Linked DNA regions of Homo sapiens: all the other regions are linked to region 1. A link is a contact called in ENCODE Hi-C or POLR2A ChIA-PET data. All regions are on one chromosome and are shown on one strand. The core of a region is the stretch at or near the end of the contact, and the rest is flanking DNA. Distances in the headings are between cores, read along the strand shown. Region 1 holds the start of TMEM167B (transmembrane protein 167B). Region 2 holds the start of RBM15 (RNA binding motif protein 15). Region 3 overlaps VAV3 (vav guanine nucleotide exchange factor 3). Region 4 holds the start of KCNC4 (potassium voltage-gated channel subfamily C member 4).

What was found. A loop is a pair of places that touch in the nucleus more often than their neighbours do. ChIA-PET counts read pairs that join two places held with the same protein, here RNA polymerase II (POLR2A). Pooled maps may share reads with other maps.
Region 2: a loop to region 1 is called in a pooled map, with 13 times the contacts of the local background. The contact joins the promoter of RBM15 here to the promoter of TMEM167B in region 1. A Hi-C loop is called at or near these places in 1 of 168 maps with a recorded cell type or tissue (naive thymus-derived CD4-positive, alpha-beta T cell), 2 of 37 single-sample maps with no recorded cell type and 9 of 50 pooled maps. POLR2A ChIA-PET finds 5 or more read pairs at or near these places in 1 of 52 experiments (CD4-positive, alpha-beta T cell).
Region 3: a loop to region 1 is called in a pooled map, with 2.3 times the contacts of the local background. The contact joins the enhancer-like site here to the promoter of TMEM167B in region 1. A Hi-C loop is called at or near these places in 2 of 50 pooled maps. POLR2A ChIA-PET finds 5 or more read pairs at or near these places in 3 of 52 experiments (B cell, GM12878 and activated CD4-positive, alpha-beta T cell).
Region 4: a loop to region 1 is called in a pooled map, with 4 times the contacts of the local background. The contact joins the promoter of KCNC4 here to the promoter of TMEM167B in region 1. A Hi-C loop is called at or near these places in 4 of 50 pooled maps. POLR2A ChIA-PET finds 5 or more read pairs at or near these places in 3 of 52 experiments (CD4-positive, alpha-beta T cell, CD8-positive, alpha-beta T cell and activated CD4-positive, alpha-beta T cell).

Annotation. Positions count from the first base shown.
Region 1 is chr1:109,088,879-109,092,326 of GRCh38, reverse strand. It overlaps TMEM167B (transmembrane protein 167B), which reads right to left and starts at 1,563. Exons shown (of 3, transcript NM_020141.4): 1 at 1,445-1,563. The coding sequence starts at 1,454. RefSeq lists an enhancer at 1,730-1,929.
Region 2 is chr1:110,337,753-110,341,200 of GRCh38, reverse strand. RBM15 (RNA binding motif protein 15) reads right to left here and starts at 1,824. Exons shown (of 3, transcript NM_022768.5): 1 at 1-1,824. The coding sequence starts at 1,795. It overlaps LOC124904276, which reads right to left. Exons shown (of 1, transcript XM_047437983.1): 1 at 2,198-3,448. The coding sequence starts at 2,766. The coding sequence ends at 2,260. It overlaps RBM15-AS1 (RBM15 antisense RNA 1), which reads left to right and starts at 2,030. Exons shown (of 4, transcript NR_036595.1): 1 at 2,030-2,204. RefSeq lists enhancers at 836-1,285, 657-1,395, 1,366-1,485, 1,516-1,815, 2,956-3,145 and a silencer at 2,586-2,855.
Region 3 is chr1:107,934,765-107,938,212 of GRCh38, reverse strand. All of the region lies in intron 1 of VAV3 (vav guanine nucleotide exchange factor 3), which reads left to right. Among named protein-coding and RNA genes, the nearest start is that of VAV3-AS1, 28 kb to the left of the region's middle. RefSeq lists an enhancer at 1,401-1,937. Within about 2 kb of position 1,637, at least 15 of the 41 ENCODE cell types and tissues checked have a DNase peak (open chromatin) inside an H3K27ac peak, as active enhancers do; they include B cell and GM12878, where a contact is called at or near this core.
Region 4 is chr1:110,208,519-110,211,966 of GRCh38, reverse strand. It overlaps KCNC4 (potassium voltage-gated channel subfamily C member 4), which reads right to left and starts at 1,653. Exons shown (of 4, transcript NM_001039574.3): 1 at 1-1,653. The coding sequence starts at 467. It overlaps KCNC4-DT (KCNC4 divergent transcript), which reads left to right and starts at 1,980. Exons shown (of 2, transcript NR_046546.1): 1 at 1,980-2,356; 2 at 2,763-3,448. RefSeq lists an enhancer at 1-56 and a silencer at 1,294-1,973.

The DNA.
Region 1 (3,448 bases), core at 314-2,813:
GCAAAAAATTAAGCTTAATGAAAGTTGCAAGAGTAAGAATCCACATGACTACAATTTTCCTATCATTATCTTACACTTTATGGATGATACTCTTAACAAACCGAATTTCTGCCAGAATAATAACAGATTTTTCTAAAACAAAGAAAAAGTATCTAAGGCTTCAACATAGAAAGCTTTAACTTCTTAGCTCTGTTTCTTAAATACATAAACCAAGCTTATTTCTTGTACAGGGAAGCACAATGAATCACCTAATTGCAAAAAACAAGAAGATATTGGACCACAAAATGGGGGAAGAATGACTAAAATTTATTCAGCAACTACCGTGTCAAACTGCTGTCTTACTTCCTGGTTCAGATTCTGTCTTCCTCTGGGTAAATTCCCTTTTCTTACTGTGCCTAGTATCCTGAGACCTCTGACTTCCCAGGAAGCTCCAAATGAATATTATATATAACCAGTGTCTGCCAGTTCTAGATCACACTACCTCTCTTCCTCCAGTAAAACTGTCTCACAGCTAAGCTGTCACTAAGAAAGGGTCCAGCAAATTAATACATACACTAAGGTTTTCTGAGGAACTATACCTTCACGTGCTACCCCTTTTCTCTCATAAGTTTCTGCAGACAATGCCAAAATTCACAAGGAGGTTAAATTCGAGTCTTCAGTGCCAGGTCTATGGACAAAGTACTTTTGAGAAATGCTTTCCGGAGCCCCTCAAATCATCGTAATGCCTAAAAGGCTTTCTCTTCTCCTTTCCTGTAAGGTTGACACTAAAAATCATGAAGGCCCTCCTTCCTGTCCTCCTCTGGAATTCAGAATTCATAAAGTGTTTGAAGAGGCCTGGAAAATTAGGTCAGATAAACTGCCTCATCATCTAGAAGAGGCAGTGTCTAAATCCACCCTTTGCAACACTAGTCAGGGTCTCCACGTGGGATCACCCCGCCAGGACTTTAAAATCAGAAATCTTTCCGGTATTTTTCCGTAAGAAGAAGCTTTTGTGGGGTCTACATTCACCAGCAACCCCAAAAGTGTGGGACTTGATATTCTATGTCATTTATTGGCCCTCTCAACAAAACTACGGTCCGAAAGCATGAGAACGCAGGGAGCTGGGAGGAGGAGCCTCTCTCTTCCCCGGGTTTAAATAGCAGTAGTACCTCTGGGACTGACCTCTCCAAGGGCCAGAAAGAACTAAGAAAAAGAAAAGGGAAAGCAAAGCATAGGGATAGATAACTCGAGGTGTGAGCATAAGAGGCACTGGGGGTCCTAGATGAATATGGGAAGGGGGAACCCGTAGAGGAGTATAGGGGTACAGAAGTTAGGGGCGTCGAGAGGCCAAGGGGGGCCGGGCTGGGAGGGGGCGGGGAGAACGGCCACGTCAGTCCCGGCCCCGCCCGCCACGTTTTCCCTTCGTCCTTCACTCCCACCCTCCGCTCAGGGCATCAGTTCTCACCGTTCGTCATGGCGGCTGGCCCTGGACCTGGGTAGGGGGTCCGGGTTCAGTGGTAATAGCGGCGGAGATGGGGGAGCGCCCGCTTGACACTTCCCGATCCGGGCCGAGGTGACTGGAAGAAGCCGTAGTACGCAGGAGCAAGGGCCGAGAGGCGAGCGCCGAACGCTATCAGGAGTGGCTAGCCGATTGTCGAGCTCGGGAAACTGCGTGTTTACGTAGGGTAAGAAGAACGCTATCTCGAAGGCTTCGTACTTGGCCGTGGTAACTAAGTCTTTTCTGCGTGCCCCTGCGGGCGTAGGGCTGGGGCTGGCCCGCGTCAGTGTGTTTGAAAAGGTAAAGGCTTGTAGTTTTGTAGTTTATTTTGCGCCGTGGCGGCTGCTGTGTGTAAGCAGCAGCCTACCTATGAGGTTTTCATCGTCCTGGGCTTCCACTTGAGAGAACTCCAGCACCGCGGGTGAAGAAGCCGCACCTGCGGCCTCCGTGACTGCCCTTGAGCTGCTCTTCCTTACTCCGGATGGAAATCTAGTCAGACTGCGTCTGAACGTTGCAAATGAAATGAGGAACCTTGTAACAAAAACAAGTCGCGGCCGGGCGCGGTGGTTCACGCCTGTAATCCCAGCACTTTGGGAGGCCGAGCCAGGCGGATCACCTGAGGTCGGAGTTCGAGACCAGCCTGACCAACAAGGAGAAACCCCGTCTCTACTAAACATACAAAATTAGCCGGGCGCGGTGGCTCATGCCTGTAATCTAAGCACTTTAGGAGGCCGAGGCAGGCGGATCACCTGAGATCGTAGTTCGAGACCAGCCTGACCAACATGGAGAAACCCCGTCTCTACTACAAATACAAAATTAGCCGGGCATGGTGGCTCATGCCTGTAATGTAATCCCAGCTACTCGGGAGGCCGAGGCAGGAGAATCGCTTGAACCTGGGAGGCGGAGGTTGCGGTGAGCCGAGATCGCGCCATTGCACTCCAGCCTGGGCAACAAGAGCGGAAACTCCGTCTCAAAAACAACAACAACAACAACAACAACAACAAAAACCAAGTCGCATCTTTCAGATCCTAAAGCACCACGTCGTCGGAAAACATTCAAAGGGTTGCCCGTTTGCTTGTGTGAATTTTTCTTTTCCTTAAACTATCAGGAGAATCTCGATTCTCCTGCATTTAATTAATGCTGGGATCACTTCAGCCACTTTAACCAGAAATCGGCGATATCTAGACACCGCTTCTCTGAGGACACTTTGACAACGTGACAAAAGACATTGCCAGTCTAATGATGGGGGTGGGGTGGAGGAGACAAAAGTACAGATTCAGATTTGCATACTGAAATCCTTAATTGCACACAACTCGGCCCGCTTTATTAGAGTTCGGGCGGAAGTGCGACACCGAGTCCTCCAAGGCTAACTGGAGGGTTAAATTATACGGTTACTAATCCGCCGTGCTTGTCAAGGGCCTAAAGGGACTCTGCCCCTTTCTGCTGCAGTGCCATCTGCTGGCTGCAGCCTGCTTGGTTACCCAGAGGGAAAACTGCCAAAGCATCCTCTGGAAGCTGGCCTGGAAAGACAAGCCAAAGTCTAGTGCAGGACAGATGCCTTGAGAAAATATACATACATGCAGAAAGAAAAAAAAAAAAAGACGGCGTATATACGGGACAAAACCTAGGACAAGGCCAGGCAGCCACTCAGATTATATATATGTTTGCACATTCACACACAGACAAATTCCCCTGCCCAAAAGAACTGTTCAGGACCACTCAAAAACAAAACAGAACAAAAGCTCTATTGTTTAGGCCTTCGAATCCTTCATCAACCATTGTCTAAAACAGCAGCAGCTGGCCGGGCGCGGCTCACGCCTGTAATCCCAGCACTTTGGGAGGCCGAGGCAGGCGGATTACCTGAGGTCAGGAGTTCAAGACCACCCTGACCACATGGTGAAACCCCGTCTCTACTTAAAAAAAAAAAAAGAAAAAAGAAAAAAAGAAATACAGAAATTAGCCTGGCATGGT
Region 2 (3,448 bases), core at 575-3,074, 1.2 Mb before region 1:
GAGTGCTGCGTTCTCGGACTGGGGGTGGGGGTGGCACCCAATCAGAGTCAGGATAAAGGTCCCTATCACGATCTCTGTATAGTAAGGGTGGTGTCCTATCCCGAGCACCCCTCAAAGGGTCTGGTGCCCGATGTCCAAAAGCATCTGTCACCAGCTCATAATGAGTCAAGGGCAGAGGCTGCAGATACTGCTGCTGGTAACGATGTTCGGTGTCGGCAAAGTCTACTCTAAGGCGTCGATCTGGGCCACCAAGTGGGAAGCCCCGCATATGGGTCCAGGCAGCATGCGCTGCATCCAGGCTTTCATACTGGATATATGCCCAACTATCACCTTTTCGGTAGTCTATGGTGCGTATGGTGCCAAATCGATCAAATTCTCGTGCCAGGGCAGCAAGAGGAACCCAAGGTCCCAGGCCTCCCACCCAGAGGCGGGTGGTGGGTGTAGCTTTACCATAACCAATTTTGATAGGATTCCGAATTATAATTTTGCCAGACATTGCTAATTTGGCCCGGTGAGACATATCTAAGTTCTCAAATTTGAGAAAGCCGTAAGTACTAGTCTGGCCGCGAGAAGGCCTCTTGATATCTACTTCTGTGATGACTCCAAAGCGATCAAACGCCCTTCTTAAATCACTCTCCGTTACAGTGATGTCTAGGTTGCCCAAGAAGAGCGTCCGGTTAGCTCGCTGATCATCCTCGGGTGAAATCTCATCCACTTCTCTGAAAGGAGCAGCACCTGCTCCAGCTCCCACCCTTGGCTCAAGACTGTATGCAGGGCGCACTCTCTCATAGAACGGGTAGTCTCTTTCTCTCTCCAGGTCTCGAGGCAATGGTGGCGGAGGTGGAGGGGGCAGGCGGCCAAGAGCCAACTGCTGCAGCCGGTAGTCTCTGTATCCCAAAGCAGCGCCACCAGGGGAAAGTGATCTCTGGCCTCCACCACCTCCAGGGGGGTGCCGGTGACCACCTACAGAGGCCCCGACCACACTGGCTGATGGAGGATAAGTATCTTTGTCTAAAGGGGAGCGGCTGCGGCGCCGGCTCACATACACAGCTTCTATCTTCAGAGGCCGGTCATAGAGCACCAGGCGGCCTCTGGCATGCTTGGCCGCCCGCGCGTCCTCTGGCCGCCGGAAGTTCACAAAGGCTACCCGCTCATCCCCGCTGCCAGAACCCGACAGATGACTGATTTTCACACTTACATCACCGAAGCGTTTGAACTCATGAAACAGGCCGTCCTCCACCGCTTCGTCACTAAGCTGGGACCCCAACTCGCTTATCTTCAGAGTCTTGTATTCCGCGCCGTCCCCGCCGCCGGGAGCTGAGGAGGCGGCCCCAGAGGAACGTGACTCCCCGCCTCCACCCCGGGAGCTGCTGCGCGATTCGCCCCCGCCCGAAGAATTTTTGGTGCTCGGGGAGCTATAACTATGCAAGCGGCTACTGGAGCTGCCCCCACCGGTATCATACTCGCGGCTGCCACCTCGACTGCTGGACTTGTCCAGGTGGAGACTCCGCCGCGACCCACCGCCGCTATCGGTCTTTCCGCTGCTGCTCCCATTGCTGCCACCAGAGCCCCCTAACTTCTTGCTCCGCTCACCGCGGGAAGTCGAGTCCTCACCACCACGGGAGCGTTTGGCCTTCACTGGCGAGCGCTCTTTTCCCTTCATTGTTGCGGGTCGTCGGAGGTCGTCTCCGCGGAGCTGAGTAACCCGCCGCCCCGCGCTCGTTTCACACAGCGGAACCGCACGCCGCCATCTTGGACTCCGCCGCGGCACAGGGTCCCGCCCCGCAGTCCTCATTGGCCAATTGCTCTCTCTTCTACAGTCTCATTGGGAAAATTATTTGTCTATCTTTACATCTCCCCGCGCTCCAGGAAGGCGCCCGCCCAACCACTGTTATTGGGTTCCCAACCCCCTAGTCGGAGTACCTCATTGGTTACATTTGTTGTCTATCTTAACGGTTCCTCGCGCCAGACTGTAGCTCCGCCCCTCGCACTCTGCGGTCACGTGACCCAAAGTGTTGAGGTGTTGATTGGACAAAAAGTCTGCCCTGTAACGGTACTTCTTGCTCAGTGACAGCAGCAACCCACCTCCTTATCCCTTTCATTGGCTTATAAACCCGTCCTTTAAACCACTATTTGGGAGGTCGGGCCATCAGTTTCGGCGTTTTTTCCAGAGAGGCAGGCTCACAGCGATATCGCGAGAGACGGTAAGCTCCCTCTTTCGACCCCCTTTTTCCAACTCCTCCGGCGGCTAAAAGAAGTTTAAATCTGATTGGATGTCGGCAAGGAAGTTGATAGGCTGAAATAACTGTCCATCACTCGCTTAAAGGGGTAGGCCTGTATAACGGAGGAGGCTGACTGAAGGTGAAAGACTAGAACACGTGCTTGCTGTGCGACGTCACTTAGATGTCGCGAGAGGGTGACTGTGCGCCAGCCCCGCCTCCCCGCGTTTTCGGCGTTCTCCCCACAAACATTTGTTAAGTTCCGTGGGGTGTTTGGCTGTGCTTCGGCCCTTGGAGTTCGAAACTTCTGAGCTCCCCGCCGTCGTACCTGTGCCGGCCAAGGGGCGGGGCAGGCTTTCCGGCTGTCGGGGCCCTCCAGTCCCTCAGGAAGCCGTCCTGGGACGCCTAGCGGACACCATTTTACGTCGCTGTGGTAGCTGAGTGAACAGCCGGGGGGAGCCCCGCCCCCCGCGCGCGGGAGAGCGCCGCCCGCGGTCACCTGGGCCCGCGGGGCAGAGAGTTCACGGTTCCTGCAGCCTCGGGTCATGCTGACGCCCCCGGGCGGTGCTAACACGTAACACGCGGGACCTCGAGAGCTAAGAAGCAGGGCGACTAAGACGCAGCCCTCGCCCAGGAGCCCGTCTCTCCCGCGAGCTACCCGTTCCCGCCCAAGTACTCCGGGTAACCGAGGGGAGTGACCGTCGCTCCCCGCCTCGTGGCCCGCGGGCGGAGCCGGAACTGTCGGGACACCGCGGACGTGTCTTTGGGCGGCATGTTTTATGTTGCGAATCTGTGTGGATTTTTAAATTCTGTATTCCCCTAAAATAGCAGTGTTTTTAATATGTAATGCTTCTACCCTGAAAATCACCAAGCGAAATTTAGGCTCCATGCAGATATGTCACTTGTTTTTCCCCCTGTGGCTTCTTGTATCCCTTGGCACTCTTATTGTGTGTTAAAAGCCAGCAGCACAGGCACCTTGCGGCCGCTCCAGATCCACCTCGTTTGGCTCCTTCAGTCGTTCGCCGTACAACTTTCCTTTCCATAGTGCGTTACTGTGGCGGACAGAGCACCTGTGAGAGGTGCAGGCGATGCCGAGCTTAGGGGGGTATGGCCTGTGCCCCAGCACTCGCCGGTTGCTGGAGGGACGCAGCGCTGAGGTCACCACAGCCTTTAGACTGTCTGCAGCCCTCCCAGGTTCGCGCCGGGGCGGAGGTTATGAGGATTCTTGT
Region 3 (3,448 bases), core at 388-2,887, 1.2 Mb after region 1:
TCGCCTCCTCTTCTGTAGGGTAATTGTTTCCCATTTTCATTCTTACCCTTCCCACCACCTGTTTATATATGAAGGGTCAAGAATACCTATAGCCCTGAGTCCATCCTCCCTGGCTCCCCAAGAAGGTTAGGCTTGATTCCATGCCAGGCATGTTGAGAAGACTGCAGACATGCTCTGTGTGACAGAGTGCATTTTATGATGCTTCAAAGCAAGGAGGCAAAGATAAAATGATTTCATTTTTCTATTTTCAGCTTTTTTGAGTTGAGGGTTGCTGGCCTATGAACTTGATCACAAGAGCCTTATTTATTTGGAAAAATGTATTCTAAATTCTAAGGACTAGACATGTTAGTGTACTACATTCTAAAATTTTTCTTAAATTGGGGCCTACCTATAGTGTATAGATATTAATGCAGTCATTATATTGTGTTAATAATTGGGACTACAAGCCTTAACCAGAGTCTTAGAATTTTATGAATTTTAATTTATAATTTTATTTTAAGGGTGCCACTAGAAACCTTGTGATTAACTTTAAGGGCTTTTTGGCTGTAATGACTGTAATTAGGATAATTATGCATACTTTCTTTAGCATTGTGTCAACATGATAGTGAGGGCATAAACAGCCAAGAAGCAGTTATAGGTATTCCCTGCTCATTTTGCATTCATCACACATTCATTGAATGTTTTGTACTTATCTCAAATAGTAGAGGATACCAATGGTGTAAGTTTAAGAATTACATGGTTCTTGTCCTCCAGAAACCATGGAGTCCAGCAGGAAGGAAATGACATACTGGTATTTGGCAGGCAGAGATGGAAGTTTGGTTTGAAGAAAACCTTTTGTGCTGATGTTACAGCTGCTGCAGTCACTAGCCACATTCATTGTGCAAAGGCTGGAGGATTCCACAGTCAGCATGGAAGGGACCAATTAGTCATGCGTGGGTTTCATCCTTGCCTCTATAAGAAGTAACATCTCAATAGTCATGGTGGTGTTTTGAATTTAAATAATCACACATTATTTCTTGGTATGTTTTTCAGATCGCCAAATATTGTGGTTTTGTGTCACATGTGCATTATTTGTTAAAACAGGATTATGGTGTGAATGATGGAGCTGTTTTTTTGGGGTGGCGGTGGAGGGTGTTATGTTTAGACTGTCACTCTTGCTAGGCATCCTTTGCCTGACTGTGTGTAAGGTGTGGCAATCTCAGTAGTCACATTGGCCCTCCCATTTCCCGTAGTCTTTGGAAATCTGACCGGCAGCATTGAGAAGTAAGTAAAAGGGGTGCCCTCTCAGATGTCCCTTCCTTTTAAGGAATGATGTGTATCAAATCACAAGATCGGTCGGGGAAGGAGCAGCGTGACACAGGTGTATCTTTTCTGTGGTTTGCGATGAGGCATAAGTGCATAAATTCCAACCAGGAAAGGAAGTGCAGGGAATTCTACTCTCAGGACATCCTTATGGTCCTGACAACTTCTTTGGCAATGTCAGCAGCCCTTGGCATTTTGTCATGCATTCTTCTCCAACTTGAAATTCAGGCTTAGTGCATGCAGTATGCCACAGTCAGGCTTGTGGCTACTCCAGGAGGGGAGCTGTGACTCATTCTTGAGTCACTTGGCCAGCTTTGGTTTCAATTAAGCAAATGAATGAAAACAATTAAAAACAGAAGTTGCCGACTAAGGCTAATAAAAGGGCAGCAGTAATTTTTGTCTACTGTCACTGTTGTTTCTCTAGATTGTCATATCTTTAAAAACTCGGTAAGACAAATCTGTTAGTGTTTGATTTTAGATTTCTTGTTTATAATCTAAAAATCAGACCCAGAATCTGATTTACCTTTTTGGTTCTAATCTAGTTATATTGTAATTCTAACACTATGCACAACTAATTTATATATTAAATATAGAATTTTTCATTGGCTAAATGCACTTTCCTCAAATTTGTAAGAGGTTTTCCACTATTCAAAAGTGTTACATGTTGCATTAAGTCATTGTTGATTATTCAAATTATTTTCAGATTTATTTTCCAAGTACTAAAAAAAATTGTGGGTGTATTTTCAGGATGTTTTATCTATCAATTCATATTTTTGAGCCCCTCCTCTCCCTTCTCAATTCACATTTTAAAAATTATTAGTTCATCAAATCTAGGAACTGTAATAATGTCCTACGTTTACTTTTCTCCCCAAATCATAAAATTTCAGTAAAGTTTCCAAAAGGGGCATAAATGTGTCCTCATCTCTCACACACTGAAAAGCAAAATTCTTCAACTGATGGGGTATTTTCACCTCTTTGATGTCTGTGTGCCTCTGTCATCGGTGTAGTTCAGAGCCTTATCTCCCTTCCATTAGACCATCACCTGATATACCATGGTTTCTTTCATCTCCTTGTCATTGTAATAGGAACACCTTTCCCTTTGCTGGTTAACTCCTATTTCTCTGCAAAATACAGCATAGGTAATGGCCTTGGTTGGCCTGTCTGTTTTTGGTGCCTCTCCTGTGTGCCTCCCTAGCACTTCCCCTTTGTCATGGTGCACACCACTGCACCCTATTGTCCCTTTGCCTCTGCCTACCTTGCTGTGAACTTATTCAGGTCACGGATGGTTTCTTACTCATTTCTGTAACTGCAATGAGTAAGTGAGTGAATGAAATGTTCATCCTCATTCTGATGGGGAAACTTATTTCTAATTTTAGGGACTGAGGACCAAATTTGTGTATTTGTCAGACCTGGCTTTTCATTTTCTCCAACCACTGAACATTTCAGTGCTCGTAACACTGTAGGAGAGAGTAGACCCTGTGGTCTCTGTGCAGTAGGTGCTGCTGCTCCTTTCTTCCTGGAGAATTATATATTTACTTCTTTGATATACCTTATCACTGTGAATTTTATTTGCTGACTGGCAGTGTAAACTCTGGCTTTCTAGAGGTTTATCTTAGGAAGAACTCAATATTTATTCACTTGAATGAAATCAAATAACATTTGGCTTAATTGCTTTAAAATGAAGGAATAATTAGAAGCAACTGCTTTGCTTTGGAGAACTGTAGGAAACTGTAATCTTACAGCTGTAATTGCCCCCAAATGGAGAAGACCTTAGGAATTTATGTTGAAAGTAGAACACTGCCAATTGTTCTCATTGGCAAATTGGCTGATATGAATGTTTGCCAACCGGAAACTTGCCCCATCAGTTCGCGTAATCTGTGGGAGGTGAATATATTTTATGAAGAAAAGTGATAGAGGGAAATTAGAGGCTATTGTTACTAGTGTGTGATGGGTTCATGTACTACCAACTCTTCTCCTCAAAGCTGCAGATAGCCTGGTCGTGCAAGAATTTGTTTCTTGTAGCACGTCTCCTCTCATTTGCCTCGCTGTGCCGCTATATTTTGTTTAGCATGTGCTTTTCTCTTAATAACAACACAGTGATTCACAAAATTCCCCAGAGTGTGTGTTCAGTCTGAAATTTTCTGAA
Region 4 (3,448 bases), core at 404-2,903, 1.1 Mb before region 1:
TCCTCGGCGTCGCGGTGCTGCCGGTAGGTCATCCAGCAGCAGGGTTCCACGTCGGTCTCGTCGATGCCCCAGAAGGTGAGCTCCTCTTCGAAGAGCGGCCCGCACACGTCCGCGGGGCAGTGCAGCTTGCCGGTGCGGTAGTAGTTGAGCACGTAGGCGAAGACGCCCGGGTGCCTGTCGAAGAAGAACTCGCAGCCCCCGCCGCCGCTGCTGCCGCTGCTACCCACACCGCCGCCATCGGTCTCGGGCCGGCCCCCGCCGTCGGGGTCGGCCAGCCAGGCGAGGCGGGTTCCCGGTAGGGTGCGCAGGGTGCTGCGGTAGGTCTCATGTCGCGTGCCGCCCACGTTGATGATGATCTTCTCCGACGCCTCGCCCTTGGCCATCTCCTCCTTCAGACATGTTTTGGACGGAGGCTTGTTCCCCGACTTGCGCCCGCGGTAGGAGGAGACACACACCGAGCTGATCATAAGAAGCGCTGCGGGGCTCCGGCTTGGGGCGGCCGCTGCCCTCCAAACACCCTTCCCGAGGAGGCAGCGTCAGACGGGGGAGGGGGAGGAGACGAAGAGGAGGCAGGAGGCGGTGGCGGCCCCCTCTGCGGCTTGGGCTTGCCCCTGCCTATCCCCCTAGGACGCGGAGCGGGAGGAGTTGGATTTCTCCGGTACACAGGTGGTTGGGGTTAGGGCAGGAAGCTCCGGAGAGAGGGAGGCGCAGAGAGGGAGGACCCGGGGAAGTAGAAGCAAGCACACACGCGGTCCCCCGCTACGACGGGACACACAAACGCTCTGGGCCGGGGACACGCCCCCGCCTTCACCCCGACCAAAGACGAGGAAGCGCACAGTCCACGCGCACCGCGAAGGTCCGGGGCGCTCGCGCTCACACGGGCCACCCTCCGGCTCCAAGACCGCACCAAGCCCCGGAATAGCCGGCTTCCCCGCAGCGGCGGCAGCGCAGCAGCAACAAGTCCTCCGAGCGGCTGCCGGGGCCAGGCCGACACTCTCACGGCAGCCGGAGCTCCGTGGGCCCGGGCTGCTTGCGGTCAACACGAGGCGGCGGCGGCGGCATGTGGCCTCTTCCCCCCATTCATAAATCCAGCGCCGGGCGAGGAAGGCAGGCGGGGCAGAGCAGAGAGCGGCGGCCGGGCGGGCGGGGGCTGCGCAGGGCGAGGCGGCAGCTGGAAAACAAGCGCGCCCGCAGGAGCGAGCCTCGGGTCCTGCGTCCGCGGCTGGGAGCTGCGCCGGACCGGGCGCAGCGCTGCGGGGGCCGCGCTGGGGCGGGGGTGCCTCAGACGGGGCGTCCTGCGCGGCGCCGAGCCTGGGGGGCGGGGCCGCTCTGGGGAGCCGGGCTCTGGGCACTGGCGAAGGTGTACCGGGGGCGGCGGCCGAGCGGCCAAGGACACCTGCAGGCTTCCCGGGCCGCGCGGAGAGGGAGCCTCAGCGCAACGCCCCGGCGCCTGGTTCCTGCGATCTGGCGGCGCTGGGAGCCACGCCATCTACGCGTCTGCCCATCTCCGGGCGGGGCGCCGGCCTTGGCTCGCGCGCGGCAGGGGGCGGGCGCGAGGTGGCATAGGGGAGGGGGCGCCTCGGCGCCGGTGGGCTGGGGCCCTAGGGGCTCATGGTCTCCCTCCGGCGCTGGCAGCGGCCGCCACGCCCCAGTGGCGCCTTTTCCTCCGGGGCCCCGCCTCGCCCAGACGCGCCCTTCGCGGGGCGGGGTGGGCGGGGCGCGGCGCAGCGCGGGGCCGATCCGACTCACTGCAGGCCCTGGCGACCGAGCGCAGTCTTCCTCCCCGGAGCCGAGCCCCAACCAAGCGCGTCACCTCCTCGCCGCCAGTGCCCAGCCCAGCGCGCCGCCCCTGCGCGCTTCCGCCGGCAACCCCTCCCGCCCCCCTCAGCCCTGCTCCGCGCCTCCCCCGGGCCCGCAGCTCCTCCCACCGCAGCCCGCTGACACCGAAGCGCTCTCGACCCCTGACCTCTAACCTCCGCCCGGCTCTTCTTGCTTCGTCCCTCGCCCCCTCCCCGCCAAGCTGGTCGCACTGTTGCCGTTTCACTGCGGCTGACGGAAGGCCAAGGAAGAAAGAGGGTAGAGACGCTGTCGCGAGGATCAGGCTGCCCTCTCCTTTCCCAGGGACCGTGTTGGGGCCTTCTGACCACCCCGCCCCGCATCCTGCGCCTCGGAGGCCCAACGTAGCCCAAGACACCCATGGTCTTGATGCTCTCCGCCTCTGTCCCAGCCACCAAAGTCCCCGCGATGGAATGGAGGACGGGGTGGCCTTGGGCAGAGAAGCGCTTCTTGTGCCGGATGGAAGGAAACCGTAGCTCTGGCTGTGTTCATCGCGAAATGTTTTATGGATGTGGAGTGGGTGGGTGGCCCTGAAAAGTCATTAGTTAAAGCCTTTGCTCGTCATTGCTCTGGGGTCCACATAGGAAATGCCCGTGTCCTGCCTCATGACCCCTTCCTGTTTCTACTCTTATTCTACCCATTACAATTTGACTTTGCCTGTGTATATGTCTCCTCTCCCCTCCCTAACCCTGAGCTCCTGCAGGCGGCATTGTGCTTTTTCATCTTGATAGCTCCCACAGTGCCTGCCTCTGAGAACCTGTTTGCTAAGTGATTGAGAAGCTGCCATACCCAAAACGTAGGCACCAACAGGACTTTACTGGCCCTATCCCAAGAGCAATTTCCAGATTCATTTGTTTTTGTTAAGTCCAGAACCTATTTTACATCTTCATATTAATCCCCATTGGGTTTTTTTTTCTTTTTTACAGCTTCAGGCAGCCTCCATGCCTGTCTGGATGATGTAAAGAGATCTTGAGGCAGAAATGAAAGGTGAATGACACACCTGCCCTGGACACCTGTGCACCTTCCCAGTTCCAGATCAGGCAGTACCTAGCTCAACTGAGAAAAACAAGACAAGGGCCTATGTGTGTCTCAGGAAAGGTTAAAAGCTCAGTGCCAATGCAAGGGATTTTTACAAGCAAAAGTCTCATTATTAATGAGGCCAGAAAACCAAAATGACAATGATCTTTGATGATCTGTACTGACACGCAGGGGAGGTGAGTTAATCAGAAACACACATTTACTGGCACCCCCTTTGTGCCCAGTCCCTGCTCCTCGAAACTGATGTTTGTATTTCAGAGTTTAGCTGTCTTTGAGTTTGCTGCAGTGAAAAGAAATATCCCAAGTGTGACTGGGAAGAGAAGACCCGGGACAGGCCAGAAACTGGAGTGAGGAAGAAAGAACCACAGAATATTAATGTAATGAATAACTTTCAAGTCCTATCTGGTCCGTGTCCTGGCAAAGTCCCTTGGGGTCTCTCCCCTGCTTTCCGTTCATCAGGATGACTGAGCTCAGTAATTGTAACAAAGGGAGTGTAGTAGGCAAGGGGACAAAACCCATAGTATCCCACCCCTGATTGACTTATTAACTCAATGAACACTTATTGAATACCTAC